Linked DNA regions of Mus musculus: regions 1, 2 and 4 are each linked to region 3. A link is a loop called in an ENCODE intact Hi-C map of the cell type or tissue named here. Cell type or tissue: gastrocnemius. All regions are shown on one strand. Region 1 overlaps Adad1 (adenosine deaminase domain containing 1 (testis specific)). Region 2 overlaps 4932438A13Rik (RIKEN cDNA 4932438A13 gene). Region 3 has its middle 21 kb from the start of Gm12532. Region 4 has its middle 22 kb from the start of 4932438A13Rik.

Region 1 (8,000 bases), 130 kb after region 3:
TTTGATAATTCTGTCACCATAGCAACCTCTCCTTGAAAAATAGTATACAGTGCAGGCAAGTTTTCCATGGTCTCAGGCCTTCCTGAATTCATCCTTAATAGTCTATGGTTCCTCCATTTCTCCTCTGCTAAAGCTAAATCAAACGTTTCTGCATCCATGCCTAGCAGGGCAGCTGTTTCATCGCTATGTGCCCAGTTCTTACTCAGAAAATTTAGTGCAACAGCTTCAACTGTGATTATCTCATATCTAAATATATTTTACATTATTAATCTTATTAAATGTAATTTTTGACTGGCCTTTAAGCCATCTCGTAGTTGAATACCAAATCTTACCAATTTAAATATATTTTATTTTACTTCTGTATATATACTACCATGTATTATCAATAAATTCATCTCCTTGTTGCCCCAATAAATATTTTCTACATTTGTTCCTCATGCCTTCCTCTGTTTAAAAGTATTTTCTCTCCTCTTCAGGGAAACCACTAGTATTTAAAGTTTTAGCTTAAGTCTCGCCTGATGCAGAAGGCTTTCATTCAGTGATCTATGAATTCCCATAACTTGCTTTTTGAAACAGGGCCTAATTATGTAACACCAGGCTGATCTTTACATTATGATCCCCCTGTCTCATACCTCTGAGTTCTGCCATTACAAAAGGGTGTGCCAACATGTCCACCATGTTTGCATGGTTAAAAGCAGTTTTTCATTTTTATCATCATATATATATATATACATATATATGGAGAAGGCATTGCTTCTGGTGGGGAAAGGTTTCAATGTTAGACCTTTTACTATTCTGCAGCTTTCTGTTGGCTCCTAGTCAGTTCATTTTGTCTTTACCTTTGAGAAGCTTCACATTTAACAACTTGCCTATCAGAAAACATCACTTCAGATGAATATAAAATCACTGTCTACAGAAGCAGAATATAAAATATTATACAGTGTGATCCAAATCATTAAGGTATTAATTTTTCTGTAGGGTAACATATACCAAATGCATGGACTTACCTCTTTCAATAATGAAAGCAGCCAATGAACTGCTACATTTCAGATATTGTGAGTGATTAGAAATTAGTTGACCAAATGTTTCTTTAACAAGCTGTGAAATCTTGGCATACTGGACTTGTCTCCCTTCTAGGAAAAATAAAAAGCAGGATGAATTTGAAGAGGATTGTTATTTTTCTAAGAGATGTGTTATTTTGTAGTTACATTAGTTAGTGATTTATAAAGATATGTAGACAAATTTCCACTCTTTGTTATGGTTATATTTAGCTGTAAAATACAAATTACAGAGCTCTTAGAATAACTTCTTATAAATGATATGTCAATACCAACCTTACTATCTGAATACTACTGTTTATGTTTGCAGAACTCAGTCAGATATGATTCTCAAACTCATCTGAGACACAGGGCAATTTATTTTTGCTGTAAAGTACTGTCTATCTTACATACTTCAATATACCACTTAATAGTAATAATCCTCCCTAACCTGTAACAATCAAAACATATTCATCATAGTCATCATGACAGAAAATATGTAGAATTTGCCCCAATGAGAACCAGTACAAACCAAATGCATTTGAACTACTGATATAGTTTCCCCATATTCCCACTAAAAAAACTTCTTGGCCACCCTTTGGCCCCTTCTGCCCAGTCCTTTCTGCTGGGGCAGATACCTAGCTGGTCTGCTCCCGTGAAGACACCATATTCTGACCCATCCTAGAAGATCCACTGCACTCAGAGCAGTTGAGGATAGGATGCACTCAGAGCAGTTGACTGCCAGCTGGTCTATTCCCATGAAGAGACCACATCCTGAGCCATCCTAGAGGATCTGCTGCACTCAGAGCAGTTGACACCACAGCTTGAAGGCATGTAGGTCAACTGACTGGACAGACTGAAAGCCTCTCTGGAGTTCACCTATAAAAAGACATAAGCTAGCAGACTGGATACACAAACAAGATCCAGCATTTTGCTGCATACAAGAAACACACCTCAATAACAAAGACAGACACTACCTCAGAGTAAAAGGATGGAAAAAGGTCTTCCAAACAAATGATCCAAGGAAACAAGCTAGAGCTGCTATCCTACTATCCAATAAAATAGACTTTCTAGCAAAAGTTATTAAGAGTGATGAGGAAGGACACTTCATATTCACCAAGGGGAAAATCCACCAAGAGAAAGTCTCAATTCTGAACATCTATGCCCAAAATGCAAGAGTACCCACATTCGTGAAAAAAAATATTACTAAAGTTCAAAACACACATTGAATCCCACACAGTAATAGTGGGAGACTTCAACTCTTCACTCTCACCAATGGACAGGTCACTGAAACAGAAACTAAATAGAGACAAAATGAAACTAATAGAGGTTATGAACCAAATAGATTTAACATATCTACAGTTCACCCTAAAACAAAAGAATGCACCTTCTTCTCAGCACCTCAATTTTGGAGAAGGTAAAATGAGGTGCTGAGAAGAAGGTATATCCGTTTGTTTTAGGATAAAATGTTCTATAGATATCTGTTAAATCCAATTGTTTCATAACTTGTCAGTTTCATTGTGTCTCTTTTCAGTTTCTGTTTCCAGGATCTGTCCATTGATGAGAGTGGGATATTGAAGTCACCCACTATTATTGTGTGTGGTGCAATGTGTGCTTTGAACTTTACTAATGTTTCTTTAATGAATGTGGATGCCCTTGCATTTGGGGCATAGATGTTCAGAATTGAGAGTTCATCTTGGTAGATTTTTACCTTTGATGAGTAATGAAGTGCCCCTCCTCGTCTTTTTTTGATAACTTTAGGTTGAAAGTCGATTTTATTCGATATTAGAATGGTTACTCCAGCTTGTTTCTTGAGACCATTTTCTTGAAAAATATTATCCAGCCTTTTACTCTGAGGTAGTGTCTGTCTTTGTCCTTGAGGTGGGTTTCCTGTGTGCAGCAAAATGTCGGGTCCTGTTTATGTAGCCAGTCTGTTAGTCTATGTCTTTTTATTGGGGAATTGAGTCCACTGATACGGAGAGATATTAAGGAAAAGTAATTGTTGCTTCCTGTTATTTTTGTTGTTAAGAGTTGGGATTCTGTTCTTGTGGCTTTCTTCTTTTAGGTTTGTTGAAAGATTACTTTCTTGCTTTTTCTAAGGCATAGTTTCCCTCCTTGTGTTGGAGTTTCCCCTTTATTATCCTTTGAAGGACTGGATTCATGGAAAGATTACTGTGTGAATTTGGTTTTGTCATGCAATACTTTGGTTTCTCCATCTATGGTAATTGAGAGTTTTGCTGGGTAGAGTAGCCTGTGCTGGCATTTGTGTTCTCTTAGGGTCTGTATAACATCTGTCCAGAATCTTTTGGCTTTCATAGTCTCTGGTGAAAAGTCCTGTGTAATTCTAATAGGTCTGCCTTTATATGTTACTTGACCTTTTTCCCTTACTGCTTTTAATATTCTATCTTTATTTAGTGCATCTGGTGTTTTGATTATTATGTTTTGGGAGGAATTTCTTTTCTCGTCCAGTCTATTTGGAGATCTGTAGACTTCTTGTATGTTCATGGGCATCTCTTTCTTTAGGTTAGAGAAATTTTCTTCTATAATTTTGTTGAAGATATTTACTGGCCCTTTAAGTTGATAATCTTCATTCTCATCTATACCTATTATTCTTAGGTTTGGTCTTCTCATTGTATCCTAGATTTCCTGGATGTTTTGAGTTAGGATCTTTTTTGCATTGTGCAGTTTCTTTGATTGTTGAGTTCATGTTTTCTATGGAATCTTCTGCACCTGATCTCTATCTCTTGTATTCTGTTGGTGATGCTTGCATCTATGGATTTCTGAGTTCTTTCCTAGGATTTCTATCTCTAGAGTTTCCTCCTTTTGTGATTTCTTATTGTTTCTACTTCCATTTTTAGATCCTGGATGGTTTTGTACAATTCCTTCACCTGTTTGGTTGTGTTTTCCTGTAATTCTTTAAGGGATTTTTGTGTTTCCTCTTTAAGGGCGTCTACCTGTTTAGCTGTGTTCTCCTGTATTTCTTTAAGTGAATTATTAATGTCCTTCTTAAAATCCTCTACTGACATATGATTTTAAATCTAAATCTTGCTTTTCTGGTGTGTTGGGGTATCTAGGACTCACAGTAGTGGGAGTACTGTATTCTGATGATGCCAAGTAGTCTTGGTTTCTGTTGGTAAGATTTTTATGTTTGCCATTTGCCATTTGGTAATGTCTGGCATTAGATGTTCTAGCAGTCTCTGGCTGGAGCTTGTTCCTCATGTGAGTCTGTTAGTCTGTGTCAGCACTCTTGGGAGACCAGCTCTCTTCTGGCAAGACCAGTGCACAGATGGCTGTGGAACAGCCCCACCTCCTGGCTGCAGATGTAGAACTGGAGAACCCTGTCCTAGAAGCTCTGTTGCCTGTGCTTTCCTGAGTGGATCTGCCTTAGAAAGACACTGGAGGGAAAATGGTTATCTCACAAATGGTGATCTCACCTGAGTCCCAGGGTCAGAGCACTCCCAGCAGGCAAGCTCTCCTCTGGTAGGGAAGGTTCACAGAAGACTGAGCCCACTTTATCTTCTATTAGATTCACTGTGTCTGGTTTTTTGTTGAGGTCCTCGATCCACTTGGACTTGAGCTTTGTGCAAGGTGACAAATATTGGTCTATTTTCATTTTTTTTTTCATTTTTCCAAATACAGCCAATTAGACCAGCACTATTTACTGAAGATGCTTTCTTTTTTCCATTATATATTTTTGGCATCTTTATCAAAGATCAAGTGTCTGTAAGTGTGTGAACTTATTTCTGGGTCTTCAATTCTAGTCCATTGATCTTCCTGCCTATCTCTGTACCAATACCATGCAGTTGTTTTTTTTTTTGTTTTGTTTTGTTTTGTTTTTTTATCACTATTGCTCTGTAGTAAAGCTTGAAGGTCATGGATTGTGATTCCCCCAGAAGTTCTTTTATTGTTAGGAAGTTTTTTGGTTATTCTGGTTTTTTTTTCCTTTCCAGATGAATTTGAGAATTGCTCTTTCCATGTCTTTGAAGAATTGTGTTGGGATTTTGATGGGGAGTGCACTGAATCTGTAGATTTCCTTTGGTAGGATGGACATTTTTTACTATATTAATCCTGCCAATCCATGAGCATGGAAGATCTCTCCATTTTCTGAGATCTTCTTTGATTTCTTTCTTGAGAGACTTGAAGTTATTGTCATAAAGGTCTTTCACTTGTTTGGTTAGAGTTACCCCAAGATATTTTATATTATTTGTGGCTATTGTGAAGGGAATTGTTTCTGTACTTTCTTTCTCAGCCTGTTTATCATTTGTATAAAGGAAGGCTGCTGATTTGAGTTAATTTTATATCCAGCCTATTTGCTGAAGTGGTGTATCAGCTAGAGAAGTCCTCTGGTAGAATTTTGGGGTTGCTTCTGTATACTATCATATCATCTGCAAATAGTGATACTTTTATTTCTTCTTTGCCAATTTACATCCCTTTGATGTCTTTTGTTGTCTTATTATTCTAGTTAACACTTCAAGTTCTATATTGAATAGATAAGGGGAGAGTGGGTATCCCTTCTCCCACTTTAAACTTTCCACATTATCCTTGTCTTGGCCCTGATTTTAGTGGGATTGCCTCAAGTATGTCTCTATTTAATTTGATATTGGCTGTTGATTTGCTGTGTACTGTTTTTATTATGTTTAAGTATAGGCCTTGAATTCCTGATCTCTCCAATACTTTTAACATGAAGGGTTGCTGTATTTTGTTGAATGCTTTCCCTGCATCTAAGGAGATGATCATGTGATTTTTTTTCTTTGAGTTTGTTTATATAGTGTATTACATTAATTAATTTTCATATATTGAACCAACCTTGCATCCCCGGGATAAAGCCTACTTGATAGTGATATATATGTGAGTGCAGGTGCCTGTAGGAACCAGAGATGTTAAATTCTCCTGGAGTATATTTATCAGGTGTATGTGTAAGTATGGGGGAGGCCGGGGGTGTATATGTGAGTGCAGGTGCCCATAGGAACCAGAGACATCAAATCCTCCTGGAGCTGGAGTTTCAGGCAGTTGTGAGTGGCTTTCTCTGAGTGCTGGGAACTGAATGGAGGTCCTCTACAGGAGTAGTAGAAGTTCTTAACTACTGAACCACCTTTCCAGTTTTACTATACCACTTCTTTGACTATAAGTTGCTAATTTCAAGTGAATCCCATTGTCATGAATAACCACAATTTATTTTCAGAGAGAACATAGAACTATTCTCATGCAGATATAGTCCACTAAAATATGTTGCACAGGTTGTAAACTATTGACCACCTTGATAACTGGCCCAACATGAAGTACTCAGTAAATTTTTTGTGGGTCTCAAATCTTTATTTTTCAAAAGCTTTAAAATTTGATTCCTATTTTAACCTCATACATTTTTTTGCTCACCTTTTTCTGACAGTTGGCTCCAAAACTCAACTTTCCAAACTGGACTTTATTTTTACATTATTTTTTTAAACTGTATCCTTTCTAACTCATATACTATATAATCTGTTTTCCCAGGGTAATGTGATCTAGATTATTGTTTGAAATCTACCCCCTTAGTCATTACAAACTTCTACAGAGAGTGATAGAAATGGTAAAACCTCTTCCAACATTATGCAATCACCCGTGTAGACTGAGCCCTCGAGGCTATTCATGAATCCTTACATCTCTGAGGTCAAGTGGCTATACCTATATCTTGGTGGATTTTGACTTTTGAATGTGCTTATTTTCCCTGCCTGTCCACACAAACACATTTGAGATCTTTGTCTGTCTTAGGAAAATGAATACAAGGCTGACTAAAAGCAAGCAAGCCTGACTGAATGATAACAGTGAAAGGGAAACTTTTCACTTTGCAAACGTCGTAATGTCTGAAGTATCTCTCAAATATCATCAACAGACAAATTAAGAATGTCTTGCCTTCCAGGAGATGATGGCGTACCAGTCAAGGACACACTGCTATTCAATACTGAATGTGATAAAACAATGAAAGTTCTGATTTAATAAACATTTTTTGTGTGCCAGATACTCATGTATTTTATGCCTATCAACCTAATCCTCATGATAATTTGATGAGGTAATTGATTTTTATCAATTTTTAAAATGAAGAAATTAAAAGTATAATGAGAATTAATTAGTCTTTGGTCACATATAACTTCAACTAGATATATACACATATACATAAATATGTATATGTGTACATATATGCTTTTTAAAGATGTATTTTCCTATTTTTTGTCTGCATGTATATATGTATAACATGTACCTATATGTATGTAATAGACTCCTTATTAAAAGGATATGCCCCCCCCCAATTATTTTGTGTCATTCCGACAACTGAGCCAAAGTTATCACACTATGTAGGCAAGTATTCTACCACCAAGCTATGCCTAAGATCCCTCTTATATTTTTAGACAAGACTCACTAAACTGGCAGACAGGCTATTTGGTGGAGTGGCAAGCCGTGAATTTGCTATCCTCCTGTCTCAGCTCCCAGAAGAGCTAGGATTTATATATGGCCATACCATCGGAACTGGCTCAAATTTCTTTTTAAGTATTTCCTCTCCAACCTCATTTCTCTTTCTATAAGCTATTTTTAACGGGAAACTTCTCTTTTAACAGAAGCATGAAAGGTCTAAATAAAATGTTAAGGTATATCTTCATATCTGTGCATTTTAATTTTTCAGTGGGTTTGTTTTCTAAACAGAACATTACCTACCATATTGCACTTTTGAAACATATGCTGCTTCAGGTGTAACAACAGGTTCTGCAGGGATAGGAGGTGGTCCTGTAAATAAAACCAAACCATAGGAAACAATGAAAGGGCAATGTTCTAGAGCGCTGAGAGCTATCAGCTCTATACTAACCTGCAATAACAGTAACCCAAGAATGCAATAAAAACAAACAAACACGAATCCAACATTAGCAATACATAATAGTTATATTCTTTAAAAATTTCTGCCAACTCTGTCATCATCAAATGCTCCTTAGCTCACAT
Region 2 (8,000 bases), 150 kb after region 3:
TAGGTCCCTAAAGGGCAAGGAAACACTTTAGACAGCAGGTGACAGCATGGAGTTGAGTCTCTGTGTAGTGAGAACTTTGGTTTCTTTAAACAGAAATGTTATGTGAATACGTTTTGTTTTAATCCCAGGTGTGGGATATGGGACTGCTTCAGATTGTCCATAGCAGCTAACTATGATTTGTCTCATGCTCTGGCAGGAGTTTGATTCGGTCAACTGAAGGTAGTTTAAGTTTGGAATTATGGGGACTCTAAGTGGATATGAAGGTCCAGAGAGGCTGTGGCAGCTGCTGCTGTTCTGGTTGCAGTTTGCTGGATTGCTGGCTTCTAGTTGGAGAAATCTCAGTGACATGGATTGTACTTGCCTCAAGGAACTTCACACCTCTAATCAGCAGGAAGGAATCTAAGGAGATTGATGCCTTAGGGTTTTACTGCTGTGAACAGATACCATGACCAAGGCAACTCTTATAAGGACAACATTTATTTGGGACTGGCTTACAGGTTCAGAGGCTCAGTCCATTATCAAGGCAGGAACATGGCAGCATCCAGGCAGACATCGTGCAGGAGGAGCTGAGAGTTCTATGTCTTCATCTGAAGGCTGCTAGTGAACTGACTTCCAGGCAGCTAGGATGAGGGTCTTAAAGCCCACACCCACAGTGACACATGTACTCCAGCAGGGCCACACCTCCAAATAGTGCCACTCCCTGGGCCAAGCATATATAAACCAGGACAACCCCTTTTCCCTCCAACCTTCTTTTTCTCCTACCTAGTGTTAAGAGGGTTGGAAGGGATTAGGATGAACAAGGGAAAAGAGCATAAGACAGTAGCCAAAAGTAGGATTAGAAGTGGTACCCAGAGGTGAGGCTAGGCATAATTCGAAATTTGATTTCTAATAGGGTAAAGGAGACAACAAGTCAAGAGGGGTTGGATATTCTGTTTTAAGACATCAGCAAGCATTTTATTGTGGCTGCTGCCACAAGCCTCTCTCCTGCTTTGCTGCCAGAGGGGATTTTCTTTTCTTTTTCCTCGTTCTATATTGTCCCAAAAACATTTGGGAGAATGGTTGAGCACCTGGAGGAATATGAGTGGAAATGAGGGGCTTTGAGATGCAACTGGAAAGCTTTCAGGTAGAGGTGGAAGTGCTTGGAAGTGAGTAGCCCTGGGAAAGGTAGAAATAAAAGGTTTCTGAGTGACATGGTGACTGGGAGAGAATGGGAGCTTCCCAAGGAATGAAAGAGAGAAAGAAGTAAACCAGGCCAGAAAGCAGATCTCAGCCCCACCGGGTGCCACAGACTTTCAGTTTCAAGAGCCAGCAGACCCTGGGTGGGGCAGGAAGCAGGGTGTGAGGCTGGGAAGAGAGGGAGGCTGTGCATGGTGACAGGGCTAAAGAAAAACAGTATTTTGAGAGAAAGTTAATATTGAGCCAACTGCACTGATAGAGGAGGGGGACAACAATGGCACCATCAGTTGTACAGCACTTGCCTGCTAATGGTGCTGATCATGATTTTGATGAGATAATGTGGCGTCCATAGAAATGATAGATCTGAGGTAGTCTAAAGAGGCTGTGGTTTCCTATATAATGCATTCCCCTTATGTAAAACAAATATTAAGTAACTGGGATAGAATTATTCCCCAAGACTCTGGTAAGAGCTGTGCTAGAGACCAGTCAGCAGTTACAATGGTTAAAGAGATGGAGGAAGAAAGACTCAAATATGGAACAATGTGAAACAGCCTGACTCCATGACAGACTTCAAATTGGCAGTTCAGAAAACTAGGCCTAAATCTCTGTTTCCAAGAATTGGGCAAATCAGTTACTGAAAAAGGAAAAAAACTCAGGCCTCAGGCAGACAGTCAGAAACTGCCCTGCCATCAGAAGCTGCCCCACCACTTGGTCAGAAGCAAGGGCAATGGTCAGCAACAGTTTTCATACTTCCCCAGGGACAGTTTCCAGCCCCCCTGCCCCCTAGCAATGGTTCTGGAATGTCCCTAGAGATAGAGCCTATTGAATTCTTTTAATGTGCTATAAATTGGGTCAGCAAGCTCACTTTGGTGCCTCCATCTTGGTAGATGGTAGACCCCAGCATGATGGACTTCTGCAGAATAAAACACTCTTTGCTTTTGCATACAGTTTGAGTCTGGGGTATCATTCTTTAGTGAATTACAGACCCTCACCAACGAAATAGAGCAAGGGGAATGAATATTGTTAAAGATAGTTGTGAAGGGCGGTTCTCAGACTTAAAAGAACAGATTTGAATTTATGATGCTGTTATAGAGCAATATGCTTTAAAAGCTTGGGACAAGGTGAGGACCTGAGAAAAGGTTACCTCATTTATTAAGATTGTTTATTAAGCCTCATTTATTAAGGCACTGGGAAGCAAAGATTAAGATGTAGTAGACCCTGATGTGAGACAGGTGCTGATAGAGACCTTGGCATTTGAGAATGTAAACACCAAATGTAAACGAGTTATTAGATCTTTAAAGGTGTGGGCATTGCCCATGGATGAGTGAATAGGGGGCATGACTGATATTGGCTCTCATGAGCATCATGCCAGTATTACTGCTAATGGCCTCTGATATCAAAATGCCCAGTGCCTTAATTGTAAATTCAGCCATTTACAATGAAACTGTGACCAAGCTGCTTAAAGCCTCAGATCTCAAAATGTCTGGTGTTTTAAGTTTGAGAAATATGGTACTACCAAGCCAGATCTAAAAATGTCCAGTGTGTTAATAGTAAGAATTATGGTACTTTCCTCCAGAGAAGGGAACACTTCTTGCTGTAATGGATTAATGCAGGAGATAGGATTGCTCAACTATTGTTTCCTTAAAGGCAAATCTGCTCCAGTAGAAAAAACAGAGGGGTTTGGAAGTACTGGAAAATGTGTGTTATGGCAAATGAAGGTTAATGATCAGAGACCAAAATTAAAATTGCAAGTAAATGGTGGTGAAATAGAAGGTTTGGTGGATACAAGAGCTGATCTATCATTTCCCCAAATCTTGGAATTCAGGATGGCCACTTCAGAATGTTTATACAAAGTGTACAGGAATTGGAAAATGATCTCAAATAAAACAAAGTGTACTATGGGTTAAATGTATGGGACCTGAAAGTCAAACAGGGAATTTAAGATCTTATGAGGCTAATATACCCATAAACTTATGGAAAAGGGATCTTTTACAATGGGGTACTCAGATTCCTGCATTACTAGAGACAGCACATGATGAAATTAGAGGTGAAATGGTAGATGATTCTGGGGTAGGTAATGAAGTATGTCAATTGTCCAAACACAGGATACCCCAGGGATTGAGTTTCCAAATTTGTAAGGGGGCTGGGCTGCTCAAATACTAACAACCCTACCCTAAAATGTGGGTTGACTGACAAGCTTATATAGGTGTATCTATGGCCCTCAACTAAGGAAAACTTGCAGGTATCTGAACAGCTGGTAGAAGCTCAATATATAGAAGAGTCTACCATCCCATGGAATGTTGTGTTTGTTATTAAAAAAAATCAGAAAAGCAGAGGATGTTAATAGATTTAAGAGTGTTAAGTAGAGTATTTCAACCAGTGAGTCTATTACAGCCTGGAATTCCTTTGCTTTCGTTATTACCTAAGTCACAGCCTATAATAGTAATGTCAAGATATACTTCATGGCTCCTGGCAGGCTTAACTCTTGCCCTCTATTTAAGTTTATTTTAGCCTTTATAACCAAAATAGACACACAGCTTGCTTCTGTGGTAAGCTTGAATAAAGAAGTGAATTTTAAGGACACCTCTGGGACCTCTATAGTTGAGTGAGCTGCAGAGGATTTGGAGTTTGACATGTGACAGACTGTTACTAGACTCAGGGCCTATGCCCCAACAAGCCCGGTTTGACTATTTTATCCTTGATAAGTCAATGCAAAGATCTAAATCAAGAAAAGGAGATTTTTATTCAATGTAGCCACTGAGGGAACAGAGACAAAGACCTAATGACACCTCTAAGTGTATCTTGTAGGTCCTGAAGTGAGGTTAAAGCTTTGAGTAGAGGAATAGAGTTATGTGTATCTAAATGGTCCTGGACTCATCATTGTTTTGGCTTTACTCTCCTGCGAGGTAGTCTGTCAAAATCTCTTCCCAGGACAAGAGTTTCCTTTCTGGCTGGCTCAGGTTTTAGGGTTTCTCCCAACATGAGATTTTCTGGAGAGATTCCAATTCCCTGTGGCCTGTGTTTTCAACAGTCAAATAGCCAAGTCAGAGCACAAGTGTCACCTCAGAGGATCTCCATTTCTATGGAATCAGTTACACAGTGAGATGGTCTGGCAAAATACAGAATTGATGTCTGATGTCAGCAATTAGCTCCCCTTTTATCACTGTATATTGAACATAGTTCTGTGATGGAGCATGTAATTATTCTAGAGGTTTGTTCTAATATTTAATAGTCATCTCTATGCAAAAGTCTACAAGTAGTTTCTTTGAGGTGTTTTCTAACTCTGGTTTCTTCAGTTTTGCTGCATGTCCACTTTTTAAGACTGTCCTGGCCAGGCAGTGGTGGCACACGCCTTTAATCCCAGCACTTAGGAGGCAGAGGCAGGCGGATTTCTGAGTTCGAGGCCAGCCTGGTCTACAGAGTGAGTTCCAGGACAGCCAGGGATACACAGAGAAACCCTGTCTCGGAAAAAAAAAAAAAAAAAAAAAGACTGTCCTGGCTTAGTCAAATTTTCAACCTGAGTTATCAACAATATACTTCTGAATATTTATTCATGTACATTGAGAACTGGAGTATCATTTTAGATAAAGCAACTCTTTTTAGTATACCTACTACATATGACAGTTTTCACACATATACTATACATACATGTGTATGTATATGCAACATTTATATCTTATGACATTCTAAGCATTAAGTGTTACATACATATATATAGAAGGATTAAATGCGGTGTAATGATAAAAATGAGCCTCTGTGTACTCACCACAGAAAAGAACAACACCTAATGGCTCTGAAATCTCTGGGAACCTTTTCCCTGGAACTATTTTTAGTAAGTATTTTTATGCATTCAAAATTTTACAAGCACTATATTTTAAACTACATGGTTAACTGTGAAACAGAATGAGAGCATTTACATATTAAGAAACTAGCAAATGAGACAAAGATATGAAACAACTATGGACTGAAGCCGTTATTGTGACTTTATTACAATAGTTACAAACAATCTTTTTGTGGTATACAATCATCACAATTACTCAAATTATATACAAATAGATCTTTATACAAGTCTACATAAAAAAGACCCCCAATGACATTATCAACAAGATATTTTTCTAACAGTTATGGCCAAGAAGAAAAAAAATTCACAGTTACTCTGTAATACTTTAAATGCAGCAACCATATTGCACATAAAACAATCATAAACTTTAATGAGCAGATGTATATCTTTTAATTTAGTTTTCTACAAAATTTACATTTTCATGCAATACTTTACTGTATACAGAATGGTAGAGCTAGAATAAACAGATTAACTTACAAACTTTCAATAATGGCCACAAAATTTAGAATTATTTTAAAGTACCATTTAAATTTTGCTGAAAAAAATTGCAGTGTAATAGAAATTAACAGAGTCAAGTGTTTCACAGATGGAATTGCTATTCTAGTGTTCTTCTTTGTCCTTTCCTTTCTTCTCCTTCTCATCCTGCAGGGCAGTTCCGAGTTTTTTGATGAGAACGGACAGCACCTTGTCCAGTGGGTCCATCACTCCTCTCTGAAGCCATTTGGGAATAGTAGTCCTGGCATGGTGAAAGCCCAATTTTTGAAGAATATAATCAACACCTACAGGGTCAATCTTTCTTCCAGTCCAAGAAATTAATCTGAAATGGTAATTAGAAATCAGGGTCACTATCAAGGTGTATGATTCATGAACATTACTGCACTCCCTTAATATACTCTGGATAAAATACTTTAGCAGATATATTTGAATACTTGAGTCTGAAAGCCTTGTATTCATTGTAATAATTCCTAAAAATAATTTATGTGTGCTGATAAGTCTTGGGGGCTGGTCTGGTGTTATGTATGCAAATGTTAAATTCTGAATCCCATGATCTGGTTGCTCCCAGATGAGTGAGTGTTCACATACAGTGGCCTTTGTTGTGTAAACCTGACTCACCAATTTAAAGCTATTGGTTAAATAAAAGTGGCTATAGCCAATTACTCGAGAGAATAGAGGTAGGGCTGGGGAGGTTGCAAAAGGGAGAGGGAGAGAGGGGGGAGAGGGAGGGAGAGGGGGAGAGAGAGAGGGAGAGGGGGAGAGAGGGAGAGAGGGGGGAGAAGGATAAAGAAGATTTTTACTGCATTTGTACCTGCATTTGAAAAATATGCTGGCTCAAAGTCTCTGCAAAGAAAGGCCAAGAGCTTACTGCATAAAACTGTGAAAGTGAAGCAGTAAGTAGCGAAGGAAGCCTAGAATGAGGAATGCCAGGAGAGTGGGATGTCTCCTGAGAAAAGCTGCAGGCATGGAGAACTGGCCCAAAAGAAGAGGGTGTGTGTATTTCAGGAGGCAGAGCTGGAAAACTGGAGCCACTCAACACCTTTGGAGCCTTGGTTTCAGTTCTGTTTGGTTTCAGTACTGCTTTGGCTCAATCTTCCCTTGCCATGTCCCCATTCCTCCATATGTAATGGGGAAGGTTTATTCTGTGCCAGTGTATATTGGAAATATTAACTTGTCCTTTGATTGTATAGCAAGCAGTTTACAGTTAAGAAACGGACTTAAGTCCCAAAAGAGACTTTGGAATTTTAAATAGCGCTGGAACTATGAAAACATTTGACAGTGAATAAATGCATTTCTCATTATGGGGTGGCTTTAAGCCTGTGGGGGGTGAAGTGGGTGTTGCGGTTTGAACATACACTATGTCTCTCATGGGCTGCGCTGAACACTTGGTTCCCAGCTGACGGCAGTGTTGAAGAGTGTGGGGATTGTGGAATCTTTAGGAGGTGAGGCTTTCCTCGACCAAGTGTAGGTCGGGGGCAGGTTCTGAGGTGTTAGAGCCTGGCTATACTTCCTGTCATTTTCTTGTTCTGATTGTGTATACACTGTGAGCAGCTGCCTCATATTGTGACACCAAGATGGACAGTGTATTTGCTCCTAAACTGTGAGCCACAATACTCTTTCACCTTCAGCTTCTTGTCAAGCATTTGGTCACATCAGTTGGAAAAGCAACCACTTTGGTACCCTTGAACATACTGAGGTGTGCACACCAAAGTCTTACCTAAGAGTAGGCTCCAGATGCCATGTGTTGCACATAAAGTCTCGCCAGTCCACAGTGGTGTAAGTGATGCTATCTTCTCTGTCTCTGTCAGAGGAACTATCATCGTGTATAATAAGTGGACATTTTTGTCCTGGTCGAGTGGATAAAATCCGAGGTGGAAAAATGGCTATAATAATAATAATAATAAATATATGTAAAGCCAGATCTTAAGAACCACCACTAGCTCTATTACCATGCCAAGTTTCATTTAATTACACCTGTTAAAAGATATCTTAAAATAAGCCAAGGGAAATATCAATTCTTAGTATTTCTGTGAACAGTGAGGTTGTCACTGTGATAAAGAATGTAGACATCACATTTGTGTTAGCAAGTGTAGGGCACTGTAGTCAACAGAGGTGGATTTCCTCAACGATGACTAATAGTTGAGTATGCTGGTCACATCTGTAATCGCAGCTGGGAAGGAGAATGAGGAGACTGCCTACTTCAAGCCAGATTAAAATTTGGTGAGTGTGTGTCAAAATAAAAATTTGAAGGAGGGCCAGGAGTTATTAACTCCCTGGTAAAATACTTTCTTGTCTAAACGTCAACATAGCAAAAGAGTTGTAGCTTGATGACTTAAAAGTTTAGTTGTATTGTTACTTCTATACCAAATCAAGTAAGTGTATAATCTGTGCTTTTGTATGTTAATAGTTGTATAGTTACATAAACAGTGTCAATAAGAAGCATTTTGGGTACAGTCCTTTCCTTATGGTGCTTAAGAAAAGTCTCTTT
Region 3 (8,000 bases):
ATTTTTTTTTAATCAAAATCTCACTAGATCATGTTTTTTTAAAAAAACTTGGCTAATCCACGATATACAGAAAAAAACAAAAAGCCTTAAAGAAAACATTTGAAAAGCCTCCTTAATGTAACAGAGTTTTAGGTATGGTGATAGAGACTCTGGGGCTTGAAAGTCATTGAGGATGAGGCCTGTCCTTTACAATCACTTATGGGCCCTGTGTCTCTGGTAATACTAATTTTAAGAAGGAGGAAAGATTCCCAATTGCCCCTCAAGATTTAAAGCTGTACGGAAGGTCGGAAGGTCCAGGTGGCTGTGCATCAGTGAGTCCCGTTCTGAGCAGCTCATTTCCTCTGGGTAAATATGGCTATTTTTATAGATGCTTTTCTTTCATTCTTATGGGTCTACCCCACTACATGATTTTTGGCCAACAGAATGGGATCTCAGTCTTATCTCTGGCTTGGGAGGAATTGGGGCTTTCTAGTAAAGAATAGAGACAAACCATTGTCCCTCCCCCTGAAGAGTGAACCCAAATGGGCCTGTCAATCACCCGGACAGTGAAATATGTTTCATAAATGCTTGAGAGTAGTATAAAGCCTTCATACGCACACCTGTTCACTGTCGACTACCACATTATGCATTTTTTCCTTCACAGTGGTCTCTCTGGCCACTGGCCACTCTTGTCCCTTGTCTCTTTGTGATAATCTCTACTTGTCATCTGTTCTGTACCCCACTTCATGTCTCATATGAATTCATTCAACAGAGAAAGCAAGGCCATGGAGCTGAAAGGAACCCCCTGTGAGATCTCATAGCAATACAATCTGTAACACTCACTCCGATCAGCCTTTGATTTTCATGTCCACCCCGCATACACTCGCATTTTTTCCCTCTCCATTTTAATGTAAGGTTCCCAGTAGCTTCTGATGCCAAGGGTTCCCAGTTGTGGAACTCACCCTGACAGAAGTGCTGAACACCACAGTGTAAGAGCCTGGGGTGGTAAGGCAGCCTGGGGTGGCAGAGAGGTTGAGTGTGGGGGTGGGGGTGGCAGGGAGGTAGAGTGTGGGGGTGGGGACCCCAAGAGTCATGTAAGCCTCTATGCAATAGACATCAGTCATTCACATGAACCTGTGGGGAAGAACAAAAATTGCTTTATTTTTTATTTCTGTGAGTCTATTCATTAGAAGGTATGCAGTTATGCAGGAACACCTTCTTGAGATAAAAAAGAGACATTACTATGTTGAGTGCACAGATTTTAAAATGATGTAAGCTTTTGGGATTGTTAAGCTGCAAGATTTTTTTGTTTGTTTTGATATGGCATTGGCTTCATTTCCCACAAGGAGCAGAAGGAGATGGACTTCCCAACCGCAAGATGATGTGCACTTTGAGTTTTGCTTTTGTTCATGAAATCCATCTCGGCCCTTTACTGTCTGTTATTCTGTCCTTTGGACAGTCTTTCTGATCTTCATATTTCTGCCATCTTCTCCATTTCTCTGCAGTCAGACCCACCCATGTGTTCTGGGAAAGACTTGGCTCAAGAACAGATGAGCTTCCAGCTGTATTCCTTAGGAAACACAATAGTGGCAGTGACGTTTGGGGCTGTCAAGTAGATTTCTATGTTTCATGTGAACAAGAAGAGCTACATATAAACTACAGGTGACCTTAGCACTAAATACAACATCTGCTTCAGGCTAGTGACTGGGCAGTTGTTACAGCCTCACTGCCACTGCACCAGGTGAGACAGACACCACCCAACTTCCCTCCTACTGAGGCTTTAGACCTATACATCAAAGTTTCCAAACCTTGTCCTCTAAGAACCAAGTCGGTCATGTGATCCAGAGTGTTCTGGGTACCACCCAAGCCTTGATTCAGGGGCCTACCTGCCTTCCCCTCCCTGGGCCTCATGGCAGTTGGAGGCCAGCCAGCAGGTGACAGTGGCAATCTATGAAGCATCTCTAGTGGCTCGGAGGCCCCTTGCAATAAGAGAGAACTTGCCCAAATGTGATTTCGCTGTTGTAAATTCTGCCCCAATTATAGCCTGACTTCCTCCCTCTCAGGAAGCATTTCATAAGCATCGAGGCATTCTGTCTGATAAAGTCGTTCTTTGCCCACATGAAAGGACTCTGCTCTCTGTGGAGAAATCTCAAGCCTGCTGAAGAGCAGTTGTCTGGGGCGACGACCACAGCTTGTGTGTTTGGTTGGGCTACGGGTCCAAGAGCTGCCTTTCTTCCTAACTCTGTCACTTCATAAATCACAACAGGACTCTTGGGTTTCCAGAGCAAAATGTGGGGTAGAGAGCCCTGGGGTTCTGCTGGGGACCCCAGAAACCACAGGCTGCTTACAGAGCAAAGCCCCAGTGTATCTGAGCACCCAGCGCTCCTTGGACCTCATCTCAGAACAGGAAAGTGTTGACTGAAAATGTGTCTGGGGAAGGGTCGATCCTGCTCACTGACACAATCTGGTCCGTACCAGGTATCTATCACCGCCTTCAAACAAGGATATATTTGTAGTATCTGATTTATTTTCAGGGTTGTAGTTTTAGTAAAATTTTATTAAGAAGTAATACGGCATCCAAAAGCTAGTTTGCACTCAATAGTTACCTTCCTAGTTCTGATGTCTTTCTAGATTTTGAAGAATATTAATGCATTTGCACAAAACATTATTTTTCACTCCTGAAACTGGATCACTGACACGTTGCAGTATTTGTGCCCTCCAGGAGAGGTCTCCCCTGACAGTGACAGGCACTTGCTCCCAGGGAGAACCCAGTACACATGAGATGCTTTCCAACTTTGTATTTATGAGTCCAGTTACTTCGATAAACTGTGCTTGGAATACTATGCCCAAATCAGACGTTCTCCTCTTGCTCTCAGTGACGCGAATAACACAATCCCCTGTGTTTGTAGATTTCTCTTAGCAGAGGAGGAAACTTGAAAGAAGTGTCCCAAAGTCCCCTCCCAGCTTCTACTCCTTCAGAAATATTTCTGGTCTTCTTTTGTTCTTTCAAATGTCCCTTTGGACGAGATGTTCACTGAAGCGTTATGTGCCTCACTGGAGACTGATGTACATCGCTAACAACGACAGAACCTCCTTTGGGAGCGTCCAGGACGACTGGGCAAGGTAAACCGTTCCAGGAAGGCGCTCCTTTCCTGCGGGCTCCTGAGGTCTGTGCCATGTATCTTTGGTTACGCTGCTCAGATCTGATGAGGAGAGAAAGGGTCAGGGTGGGGCAGCAGCAGCTGCCGCCTCTCACAGGGCCACAAAGCAAAGAACAGGAAGCTCTGGCAGGGCAGGGTTCCCCACAAGCTCCTTGAAGGCTGGCAGCTCCTCTTTGGAGCCCGACTTCCCTTCATCGCTGTCTCCTTTACTTCCTCTTTCTACCAAAACACTAACGACATTTTACCACAAGGGGGCAGTGCAGGGGAAGAAACCAATCATCTGACTTGGTGCGTCCTTAGGGAAATTATTCTGTCAGGAGCTTGATCTTTTCTGTCCTCCTTCCTCCCTCCTTACAGATAATTCTATATTCAAGCCAGAGTTTCCATGAAGAAGTCGTCAGTCCCACAGCTTACCTAACAGGGTCCTGCGACATGCGTTCTGAAATAGGCTTGCATTTGATTAAGATTGATTGATTTGATTTGCCTCTTTTGGATACAAGACATAAAGCAATTATGATTATGAGGTATTTTTTAGAATTATCTGTTTCAGGCACTATTGTAAGGATATGCAGAGTAAGGAGGCCTCTGAATGTAAAATCCATTCTCTGTATACATATATATCATTTGACCAAGTCCCCCAGTTAGTGGGAGTTAGACCCCCTAAGTTGGCACAGCTGGGTGTTTCCTGAGGACTTTAGCTATAGGATATGGAGGTGACATTATGATCTCTAAGTGGCTGGCTTATGACAGGGGCTAGACTTTCGCACTGGTTGTAAATGTCTTATTGTTCCAATTGTGCTGGCAAAGAGAATACGTTATGACCACAGCTCAGCCATAAAAGCAAACTGTCACTATTACTTAGACCTTAAGGAGCACTACGGGGGCTCCCTGGGAATTTATAGAAAATGGATAAAATCAGGTTTGCAAGGCTATTTTTAGATAAGAAGGCGCCAGGAGCAACTAAGGATCTGGCCTTTGTTCTACCGAAAGAAGCCTGGATAGACTGACCAAGGACCTCACCAGGGAGGAATCCCCAGAAAAGCAACAGGAAATATTTGAAAGACACAGCAGGGTTGCTTGGATGCCCTAGTAGAGCAGGGTTTCCCTAGTATCTAATCCGCCATCAAAGATTCACTAAAACTGAAAGGAAAGGAAGTGCTTAGAATAGCAGAGGAGTCAGGGAAGGCCAGGTCTGCACAGTTTGCAGAAGGGAGGGAGCGTGCTTCAGCAGGCACTGAGGTTAGTCCTACGCTTATGTGCAGGACCATCCATAAGAGTACATCTCAGCCTGAGGAAAGGACAACACTGAGTACAGAGCTCAATCATCGCCCCCCCCTAGCATTCTGTGAGGAAGTGGATTTTGAGTGTAGCTGGTGTGATTGACAGCCACCGGGCCGTGTCTGGGTCTGGATCCTTTACTATATCACCGGCTCTGGGGATAGGGTGTGCACCCAGAACAAAGTAAAGAAAAGCAGGATTTAGCTCTGCCTCTGAGTGTTGAGTATAATTTGTATTTTTCCTCCCTGCTCATATGGCTCTTGCTCTGGGGCTGTGTCCTGGGTCCCTTCAGCCCAGCTCTACTGTGAGTTCCCAAGGGAGCCTGATATCAGTAGAATGAAGCCATTAGGCAGATAGATTGAGTTTTGCCACCAAAAACTTGGGAATAAGGAGATCCATATATAGTTTAATGGCAGGTTAGTTAGCATTGTATCTAAACTCCATCCCCACAGTTACCTGGCAACAGCCAGTTAGGCCTGACCTACTATAGAAGGGGCTGCTTGCCCCCCTCCTCCCTCTCTTACTCTTGCTTACTGCTTGCTTCTCTCTTGCCATCTTGGGCTCTTCCCTTCCCCCTCTCTCCACATGCCCATGGCCATGGCCAGCTTCTACTTCTTTACTCTCTCCCTCTCTCTGCCTTTCTCTGCCTCTACTACCCTCTTAACTCCCCTTCCCATGCCCTGAATAAACTCTATTCTATACTATACTATTGTGTGGCTGGTCCCTCATGGGGAAGGGATGCCTCAGTATGGGCCCACTGAGACATCCCACCTCAGTCACCACAAGAGATCCACGCTTGCTAGCCCAGAACTGGTAAGCCCCCATCCCTTCCCATCTGCATGGTCCCAGGGGAGAGTTCCTGAGCTCGGAGCTACCCCTGTGTTGTCCTTGAGGATGGAAGACATTCAGTTTTTCCCTGACCCTCGTTTTAGGACTTTTTCCCTTGGGTGAGATTTCCCTCTCCTTGTAGACAGTTTCTCGAAGCTGAGAAATTCCTGGGTTTGGATGAACTGGCTCAAGAGCACAGGCTCTGAGCGTTAGCCCCCAGCCATCACAAGTCGACCTGGTGGTCTGGCCTGTGCTAGAATCTCTCTTAGGTTGTTAATGTCCTCAGGACACTGGTAGGGGCAGCTAATAACCCTATTCTCTCGCCCAGGGGTCAGTATTTCTCTGCCTGGTCCCTACTTAATGGGATGTCTTGGTCTAAAACAATATCTCTACATCAACACTAAACTGGCACTTTCTTGCTAATGATCCATGTGGCAAACTTTCCCCTCCCCCTCTCTCATTTGCAGCCTGCTGCAACTACTAGTCCAGCCAGTTTGCCTGAAAGGCAGGTCTGGCTCTGTCTCCTGCCAGGGACTCTGCTGCCCTCCCCCACTCTTACTCTCAGCTCTGAGTCTGTCTCACTGTCTTCCTCAGCCCGCTCACACTCCACCAATCCCTGATCATGTGTCTATCTCCCCACCTTCCTGCACACTCAAGGGGTTCCCTCCCTTTCTCCCTTTCTCCTTCTCTTTCCCTCTCCCTCTCTGCTGGGGGTTTGTAAAGTAAAGGCTAGCAGTGCCACACGCCACAAGTGACAGCTGCCACAAGTGACTGCTGAGAGCACTGGGCCACATAGGAAGTCCTGCCTCATGACTTCCAACAGCAAGCAGGAAGTCTGGCCCTGTGCTCATCAAATTAAACACACGATTCCTGCTGCCAGTGCAGTCTACAGCCATCACCTTCAACAGTGGGAGCGCACAAGTCATTATTGTGGTTCCTAAAGATCGATCAATAGTCCACCTGACTTTAGCTCTATAGACCAAAGTGCGCCAGCCAGCCCCTAGCTTCACAGTTTAGCAATTCCCATGCCTGACAGCCAGCTTAAGATTTTCATTTCTATCCTGTTTTAATATGATTTTTACTACTGTCATTAAATCCTATTCAGTTATAACCAATCAGTATAGCCCTCAATCCTGTCAGAAGTTTGCTAATTATTAAGTTTACAACAGGGAGAATCCTCAAAGCCTTTAACAGTTGGCTCAGGATGGTAGATAGTTTCAGAAGAGTGGACACAGATACACGATACTGCCTTGATTGTGATATGATAATCACCGAGAAACAGTGGACAAAATCGGATACCTTGAGTCAAATGACTTGGCTAAATAAAGGTAAACCATTTCTCATGTCACACGTATTCATTCCACAGAAAAAGCCCTGCATCTTCTGTGCTTGACAGACAGACCGCCCAGGTTGCCATAGAGACCCCGGGGACTGTTGGCTAGTGGACTCTGGCATTTTTTTAAATAACTGGTAGGTTTTTGTTTATTCTTTCTCAGACTTCTGACTACATTGACAGCTAGAAAAAGGCTTTCACAGATGTAATCTGTTATCTCCTTATCGAGACTCTGTTTCCATTAATCAAATGCTTCATATTTCCTCTTCTTGCTATGCCACTGTCCTAACATTAACTCTAATAGAACATTCCTCTATACGATCTAACTTTTTCAACTTTTTAATCACAAATTCTTGTTCCTTCTGCTCCACAAAAGGCTCATCTTAAAGACTGTTCATGTGGTAAACTCACGTTGTTATCTCTTTTATAAACTTACAGGCTACAGGAAACCTACCCAGAGCTACCTCTCATGGACCCAACAGACTCCATCCAGACAAGCACATCTGCCCAAAGTTCCCACTAACTACCTATTCCAAAGGGTGGGATTCCTCTGGGTTTCAAATGTACATCTTACGAAAAAAAAATTTTCTTTCTCCTAAACATACTTAATTTTATTCTCTACCTATAATAATATATTTTAACATCTTGTCAAGTCTAGGCGCTTACTATATCCAGTACAGCCCCAGAGAAACAACCTCCAAATCTCCTTTCAGACACAGACTTCTACTTCTACTGGATCTGTACCTTCTGACCAATCCTCAGACGGTTCCACAGACCCTGGACAGCAAGGAAACAGCCAACTCTCCTAAGACTGGACAAACATCGCCCATACCCATTCTTCTAGGTTCCCTAGGGACATGTCAGCCCAAAGCCAGCATGAAGCAGCCAGATATCACAACAACCCTATTCCTGCTTTGCCATCACCTCTCTTTAATTTTTTTCTTTTTCAATTAAACCAAAACAGGGGAATGTTATCATTCTGTCTAAACTCCACCCTATAGTTACCTGGCAACAGTCAGGTATGCTCCTCCCTACAGTCACCTGGCAACAGCCAGGTAGGCCTGGTCCACTATAAAAGGGGCTGTTTGCCTTCTCCTCCCTCTCTTGCCTCTTGCTCTCTTGAGGCTCCCTCTTGCTCCCCCTCTCTCCCGACTCCCTTCCCCCTCTCTCCACATGCTCATGGCCATGGCATGGGCCCCCTGAGGCATCCCCTCCCCCACACCCACCACACCCCCACACTCCCATTAGAACATATCTTATACCTCTTTATCTTTTTATAAACCACATCAAGGTTCACCTCTAGAAACTTAAATAAACAACAGCTGTTTTCATGAGCTCAGTCAAAATGACATGAATAAGGGGACACACTATAAAAGAGGAGACTATTTGAGGAAATTAAAATGATTATAATTTGTGGTTAA
Region 4 (8,000 bases), 360 kb after region 3:
CACAGAGTGCACTAGGGACCATGCGAGGCTTCTGAAGCCTCAACCATTGCCGCCTGCTCTGTGGCTTTGCTCCACATCATGTCTCCTCCAACAAGGCCACGCCCCCAATCCTTCCCCAAACAGTTCCACCAAGTGATGACTAATTTTCAAACATATGAGCCGATGGGGGCCATTCACATTCAAACCACCCCAAGGTCCCTCACATATACACTCAGTGACCAACTTGATAAAGACAGTTACTCAGTCAAAGCTCTCCTTTCCAGGTGATTTGAGACTGTGTCACGTTAAGAGCTAAAGGTTATTTTTAATAGGTGTAAATAGGAACTGGAAGTTTTCATTCATAATTCTCCAATGTTTTTCTCAGTGTTATAGGTCAAACCCAGAACTACACACCACTAGGCATGTGCTCTCTACTACAGAGCTATGCTCCCATCCCTAACCTATTCTTATATCATAACTGTATGCTCACATTTGTGCTCTTGTTACCAGTTTTAGTTCAGAGGTACAAAAGGCCAGCAGGTATCTTCTGGCCAAACCACTTTCGAGTGTCCTCTACATCAAATACTATTAGTGACTAAGATGTGATTTAAAAGGGGGGCGGGGGGAAGCTTGGTACGTAGTATGCATTTCTTTACATCCAAACACAAACTTCTCTCTCAGACCTCCCAATCTCTGAGGGCTCAACCCACTGAGATACCTGTCCCTTATCACTGCTAAGGCCACCTGTGAATGAACCTGTGTGCAGCTGCCATTCACCTCAGCTTACCCTGGTAGACCTGTATGTATCTAAACTGAGTGGAGGTTTTCCCCTTGCCCTTCACCTGGAGGTAGGGGTTTGGGGGACACACACAATGCTGATGGGCCTGGGGGATACTAGGTTACCTGCCCTTGCTCAAAGTTGTTGCCTGTACATGGGATATGGTCTTCTAGCTGGGCTGCCTTGTCTGGATTCAGTGAGAAAGGAAGCAACTAGACTCACAGAGACTTGAAGTGCTAGGATGGGGGGAGACCCAGGTGAGGCGCCACACACTCAGAGGAAAAAGAAGGGGAGGGGAGATGGGGAAAGAGGGAAGGATTGTGGGAGGGGGTGACCCGGAGGGGGGGCAATGAGTGGAATGTAAAGTGAGCAAGTAAACAAAATTAAAATAAATTTAAAATAATAATAATAGAAAATAAGCAATACTTCCCTTCTCCCTTCTTTCTTATATAAAGGTTTTCATTTTATCATTATCCATCTGTCATTTGTATTCCATGTATTTCCTAGGATATGCTGGTACTGTAGATTACCATCCTTAATCAGGTGACTGACAGATTATCATCTATACTGTAGTCGGGCCTCATGCTATTACCTAAGAACAAAGCCAGGGTTTTCCCAAGGAGATGAAATCCTGCTTTCATACTGCAGCATTAATGATCCTTCTGGAGTTTCCAGCTGCAAGCCTACTTGGGAATTTCAAACGTATCTGCTCACAGCTGCATGAACTAAATTCTCAAAAAAAAAATCTTGTTTATGTATTTATCTGTCAATCAACTGACTGATGAAGATAGAAAGAAATATGGGGCTATATGTAGATTTATAGACAGACATTTCTACATTAATAAACCCATATTTATACAATGATCTGTGTCTCTCTATAGATCCATGTGGTAAATTTACTTCTGAAGAGCCATCCTGCAGTTGCTGTCAAGATGAGTATCATATAGACTCTGTTTCTCTGCAGAAGCCTGGCTGATACCTGGAGTTTGAGGAGCAGGAAGAAGGTCAGCACTACAACAGCACAGTGGAAGGAAGGAAGAAAGGGGTGGGATGTTGGAACCACCATATGCAGTAAAGACAGATGGGGGGGTGGGTGGGGGAACCTCAGCTTACCTTCTGCAATCACACAAAGCAAGAATCCACAGGAGAGATAACAGAAGAGCTAAATAAGGAAAGAAATCAAACCTTCACTAAAAATTAGACCAATCATTCTTAACCTTCCTAATGCTTCAGTGCTTTAACAGTCTCTCATGTTATGGTGACCCCTGACCATAAAATCATTTCATTGCTATTTCATAACTGCACTTTTGTTACTGTTATGAATAATAATGTAGATATCTGTGTTTTCCTATGTTCTTAGGCAACCCCTATAAAAGGGTCATTTGACCCCCAAAGGGGTCACGGCCCACAGGTTGAGAAGTGCTGAACTAAACTGTTTCTGTTCTATTAGATTAACAAATATTCCAAAGACTGAGTAACATACACAAGCACTCTCAGAGTCTCCAAGGAAGGATAAGAGGGCGGAACTCCCAATGAGGGAAAATGGGGAGCATCTATACAAACCACACATGCATTTAAATTAAGAATTCCCAGCCCAAGGGATTGACCCTAAAGATGCAAAACTATGAAGAAAAAAAAAAAACCCCACAACAGATAATTCTATGGAGCATTATTTATAATGGCAAATTACTGGAAGCAGATCTCAATGCCCACCACAGATGGCGAGTTACTACAAACTATAGTACACACACCTAGCACAGACATGAAACAGATGAAAAATGAGAGGAGGAGGAAGCAAGGAACTGAAGGAGGAGGATGATATAGAGAACATCTTTGGGTGCTGATATGATGTGATCCTGGGCCAGTACCCACACTGCGTGGCTCTCGTGGCTCACAACTGCCTATAACTCAGCTCCAGAGGGGATCCAGTGCATCTGGTCTCTGCATTGTGAATGACATCTGCATTCACATGCATATACCTCATAGAGATACACATGCATAATTTAAAACAAAGCAGATCTTTTAGAAATTACCTTTCCGAATAAGGCGTTAGCCTGGGTCTGGAGATGGTTCAGTGCTTTAAGAGCATGTGTTGCTCTTGCAAAGGACTTGGATTTGTTTCTCAGCATCTATATTGTGGCTTACAACCATTAGTAACTTAGTTCCAGGGGATTAGATGCCCTTTCCCGGCCTGCATAGACACCAGAAGTGAGCATGATATGTAAGCATAAATGCGGGCAGAATACTTATACACATAAAATAAAAAGAAAGCCAGGTGGTGGTGGCGCACGCCTTTAATCCTAGTACTTGGGAGGCAGAGGCAGGCAGATTTCTGAGTTCAAGGCCAGCCTGGTCTACACAGTGAGTTCCAGGACAGCCAGGCAGGGCTATACAGAGAAGCCCTGTCTCGAAACAAACAAACAAACAAACAAACAAACAAACAAATAAAATAAAAATAAAAGAATAAAAAATTAAAAGAAAATATGAAAATAATAACAATAAATAAACTTCAAAAAATGGAGTCTGCACATCAGGCAGTGGATATTAAGCTCCTATGACCACAACAGATATTGTTTGAGGTTCAGGAGATACAGAAACGGAACAGAGCAAAGTCTCTGCTCCCATTTAACACCACTCCAAAATTCAACCATAAGTGGTAAATAAATGTAGAAAGAGAAACAGCCCTGTGGTAAGAACGGCTTTTTTAGGAAGGAAGATTCTGATTGATGAAACCCACTCGGACTTCAAACCTTACTCTCTCTCCTTCACACAGCCCGAAGGGTGATGAGGGGGAGAGAGTCTCCACCTAGTGGTGGCTAAAAGGCTGACAAGGCAACTGTTCTGAGTTCGCAAAGAGAGTGCATGAATAACACTTCCCAACCTTTGGGAAGCCACATCTGTGTCAGTTTGCTGTGCTCCAGAGCGCAAAGACCCCTGAGTCCGGAGATACACTGCTTTGTTCTGTTTAGCAGATTAAAAAAAAAAAAATACCCGATTGATGGATAATGAGAAGCAGGGACCAGAGAGTGGAACATTTCAGGCCGGGGGGGGGGGGGGGGGGACAGGAGAAGCTGGAGCACACTGGGAGGAAGTGACGGTTCCACAGGTCCCCTTGACGAGGCTGGAGTACTGCATTTAGCCAAACAGTAGCCCTGGAGCTGTTGTATAAATTAGATACCAAATCCTCTATAATTTTGAATTAGAGCTGAGTTTTACATTATCTACAACTCTAAGATGTTATGATCTCAGTGACTTGTGCTGATAACACAGTTCCATGTATTTCTGTCTTGTCACCTGAATTAATAAGTGAAGAAATTATTAAATTTCAGGTGGAGTTCAGAAAAAAACAGTGTCATTATTTCCCACCTAAATTTATGAATCCCCTATAAAGAATTCCAATTCCCAAACCATAAAGAAGTGTGATTATTATGTGTCAATTTAAGCATATTTAAGTATAAGACGCAAACAAAGGAATTCTGGCTTGTACAAACGCTTGTGATGATGTCAGGCTTCAGATTTCAGGGTCCTTTCTTATGGTCATCTTCTTAATCCATGAAGTGTGTGATTGGACCTAAGGGCTTCTTTACTTGAGTGTTTAACGTGACAGGCACCCAGCCTTGTAGGCATAATGTTTTCTGGCACTGTGTTATTCAAATACTAATTCCCCTACCAGTAGCAGTGAGTTTTTGCTACACCGATTTGAGCTCCCAGCTCATCTCCCCAGTTGCTACCTTGGATCTGCAGATGAAAGATATACACATACTAGCTCATTTTTAATCTGCCTTACTGGCTCAATGGCTGGGTTCTTCTAAGCCTCCTGCAGCTAGCATGCCTTCCCCTTTAGTCCTAGCTCAAGACCTCTAAATTTTCCCTCAGTTTAGTTGTCTAGTAACCTTCTGTGAAGCCCATTCATCTTCCTGCCCAAGCCATTTCGTGCTGCCCTTCTATGGTACACTTTCCCTTTCTGCCTACATTTTGGCAGATCTCCCCTACAGCTCTGAGTCTGTTCCATCTCTCTCCTCCAAGTATATCGATTCATTCTCTCTCTCTCTCTCTCTCTCTCTCTCTCTCTCTCTCTCTCTCTCTCTCTCTCTCTTAGCCTGCAGGAACCTGGAAGACCTGCCTCTTTATTTCTGCCCAACCACTAGCCACTGGCATCTTTGTTGATTGATCAAGAGCCAGTTGGGGACAAAGACCTTCAGCATCAATATTCCCAGATTCCCAGTTAAATCAAAGAAGTGTCTGAACCACTCCTCTATGTCTACCTTCATATCTTGTTTCAATCCAGACACGACATTGTAATGCTTATATCAAGAATCTCCTGTATCAAGTTTGTGTAAACAACTCTTACCATTTACTCTCTGCCTTGTCAATAAAAGCTAATCAGCCAATGGTTGGGCAAAAGAGAGAATAGAGTGGAAGGTTCTACCTGCTGGGGTAGGAGAAAGAGAGAAAGAGAGAAAGAGATTGAGAGAGAGAAGAAGAAGAAGAAGAAGAAGAAGAAGAAGAAGAAGAAGAAGAAGAAGAAGAAGAAGAGGAGGAGGAGGAGGAGGAGGAGGAGGAGGAGGAGGAGGAGGAGGAGGAGGAGGGGGGGGGGAGGAGGAGGAGGAGGAGGAGGAGGAGGAGGAGGAGGAGGGGGGGGAGGAGGAGGAGGAGGAGGAGGAGGAGGAGGAGGAGGAGGAGGAGGAGGAGAGAGAGAGAGGTAGATATCGGCCAGGAGGAAGGAGGAATTGGAGCCATGAGGAAGGGGTCCAGAGAAACACACCTGAACCCTGAAGAACCAGACCAATCATGAGAAGCAAGTATACTGGGGTCATGTCTGGGAGGTAGCCAGATTAGCATAGGAGGTGCAGCTTGAAATAAATCTTAGTTTCTCTGTGAGATTACTAGAGACTAGCATAAGGTTAATAGATATAGTCACTGGACTTATTTGTAAGCTACTACTTACATGTATATTAAAAATAATCCTTTTTTATATATAACCTCATTCTCTGCTCTGCTGGAATTTAGAATCCAAGTCAGTTACATGAGTGCATAGAGAAGTGCAAAAACATGAATATAAAACCCAACTAACTGTGCTCTTGCAGAGGATGGAGTAGCAGAGTGCCTGTAGGAGCTGTGTGGTTTTCATGCACAGTGGGTGGGCTTTGCAGAAGCAGTTCTGGGTGAGCGCAAGGCAAGAATGCTTACTGAAGAATAAAGTCACTTGGGGGCTGTAGCGTTGGCTTGGCGGTTAAGAGCACTCACTGGCTGCTCTTCCAGAGGATGTGGGTTCAAATCTCACCACTCACATGGTGGCTCACAACCACTTGTAAGTCCAGTTCCACAAGCGTCTTCTGCACTTGAGAGGTACTGTACCCGGGTAGTTCACAGACACTCATGCTCATAAAATAAAAACAAATGTCTCCTTTAAAAAAAAATAGAACTATATCCTTTATCTCTCAGATTGAACTACTGAGGGCAGATAGGGCTGAAGAGAAAGCAAAGACCTTAATCACCCAGTGCCCTCTCCTTGGCACATGTGCTAGCATGATGCTTTTGGATTTACACTCTTACCATCCCTATGGAGAGGAAGACCATAGCTCTGTCCTGTAGGACTGGCTTCCAGACGAGGCTTCCTCTCTCGGGGGGATCAGAACTTCAGGAACTGCCTTCTGATCTCAGACAAATGATACATGCAGAGGTGGTTGTACCATAATAGGCAGGCTGTCTGTTTCTGCTTGTTCTTTAGGGCCTTTCTCTGTGAATGACCCCTGTCTAGACTACTTCAGACATGAATAAAGGTGACCCAGTCTACCTCTCCATTTGAGAGTGTGGGTAGATAACGCTCATGTTCTTCCAGTAAGTATGACTTGCAGGTGAGTCAACTGGTGATCATACAAAACTAGCCCAGAAGAATCACTCCGTTATCATCAGATTCATAAGCTAAACAAGGTATTGTTTAAAGTCAATAGATAGCATTTTTTTTTGTGTGGGGAATTTTCTTCCTTACTTAAGCCTTAATTAGTTTAGTTCTCCATGACACAATAGTCAAATGAAACATAATTGGTATAGCTATGCGTCTTACCCTGCTAAGCCCCAGAATTAGATCTTATTAATCAAGCGAGTTGGCCAGTGATTGTTTTGCAGTGGTCATGTTGTTCTCTTCCTAAGGAAAGACGTCAAAAGGATCCTGTAAAATGTTTCTCTCTAGACAGGATGCATGAGAAAAAAATAGCCACATGTTCATCACACTCAGACACCAGCATATGGAGTCTGGAAGTCTCCTGTGTCCAGTCCACAGGAGAAGAAGTTGTTCTGCTAGTCAAAGCTTACATTCTATGAGTAATATTTTGGAAAGATGGAAAAAAAACTTTGATAATGATACGAGCTACTGGCAACATCATCTAACTTTGCCTGGGCTACTTGCCATAAAAAATAATCTGTATCATGAATTGCTTGTGCAGATTGAGGTGAATTTTCTCTTAATTCCAGATGAAAGTATCCTAAATGACTAAAATCCCTCCTTCTGTGATGTCACATCAGTTGGGAATAGTATTGATTAGGTTTTTTTTTTGTTGTCAACTTACCACAATCTAGAGTTATCTGGGAAGAAGAATCTCAACTGAGAAAATGTAGTCATCAGATCGGCGTGCAGGCCAGCCTATGGGGCGTTTTCTTGATTAATGATTGATGTGTGAGGGCTCAGCTCACTGTGGGTGGTGCCACCGCTGCCTGGACAAGTGATCCAGCAAGCAGTGTCCCTCTATAACCTACACTTCAGCGTCTGCCTCCAGTTCCTGTGTTAAGTTCCTGCCCTGACTTCCTACGGCGATGGACTATATGCTATGAGCTAAATAAACCCTTCCTCTCCAAGTTGCTCTCAGTCATACTGTTTATTGCAGCAATAGAAACCAAACTAAGACAAGCAATCAGCAAAATGCACAGTCATTGACCTCTAAGACTTTATGCTCTCAAGACAAACGCAGTAAAACAGACTGAGTGTAATAGGCTTCGCATTAGTCTCAGCGATTCTATGCTTAGAACTCCTGTGTTTGAAACCTTGGTCTCTGTCTGGTAGTGTTGTGAGAATGTCAGAGAACCTTTAGGAAGTGGGGTATCACTGAGAGAGAGCCTTAATGTTTTATAGCCCCACCAACGTCATATTCCCTCTTGTTGCTTCTTGAGTGTGGATGCAGGAGGCTGGCCTCCTGCCCCAACCGATAGGCTCTCTCCACATCTTCCCCATCACAGATTGCTCCCT

Evidence for each region. Peaks named below come from ENCODE experiments on the same cell type or tissue, not always from the same donor. Only the 100,000 strongest peaks of a DNase experiment are listed, where the experiment ranks them.
Region 1: a loop joins it to region 3, with 2.9 times the contacts of the local background. A loop is called at or near these places in 24 of 42 quality-filtered maps.
Region 2: it touches region 3 in a loop (3-fold over the local background); 6 of 42 quality-filtered maps call a loop at or near these places.
Region 4: a loop joins it to region 3, with 4 times the contacts of the local background. A loop is called at or near these places in 12 of 42 quality-filtered maps.

Annotation. Positions count from the first base shown.
Region 1 is chr3:37,069,747-37,077,746 of GRCm38, reverse strand. Adad1 (adenosine deaminase domain containing 1 (testis specific)) reads right to left here. Exons shown (of 12, transcript NM_009350.3): 5 at 7,722-7,790; 6 at 1,008-1,133. It also overlaps the pseudogene Gm12582. Among named protein-coding and RNA genes, the nearest start is that of Adad1, 10 kb to the right of the region's middle. In gastrocnemius, a CTCF peak has its summit at 4,338; a DNase peak (open chromatin) is centred at 4,330.
Region 2 is chr3:37,050,158-37,058,157 of GRCm38, reverse strand. It overlaps 4932438A13Rik (RIKEN cDNA 4932438A13 gene), which reads right to left. Exons shown (of 86, transcript NM_172679.2): 85 at 7,230-7,395; 86 at 5,125-5,834. The coding sequence ends at 5,618. Among named protein-coding and RNA genes, the nearest start is that of Adad1, 9.5 kb to the left of the region's middle. In gastrocnemius, no CTCF peak of the experiment used is centred here; no DNase peak of the experiment used is centred here.
Region 3 is chr3:37,199,504-37,207,503 of GRCm38, reverse strand. No RefSeq gene overlaps it. Among named protein-coding and RNA genes, the nearest start is that of Gm12532, 21 kb to the right of the region's middle. In gastrocnemius, CTCF peaks have their summits at 2,702 and 3,392 (motif pointing right); DNase peaks (open chromatin) are centred at 1,886, 2,720 and 3,372; H3K4me3 peaks cover 945 bases; H3K27ac peaks cover 616 bases.
Region 4 is chr3:36,836,691-36,844,690 of GRCm38, reverse strand. No RefSeq gene overlaps it. Among named protein-coding and RNA genes, the nearest start is that of 4932438A13Rik, 22 kb to the left of the region's middle. In gastrocnemius, a CTCF peak has its summit at 3,563 (motif pointing left); a DNase peak (open chromatin) is centred at 3,583; H3K4me3 peaks cover 209 bases.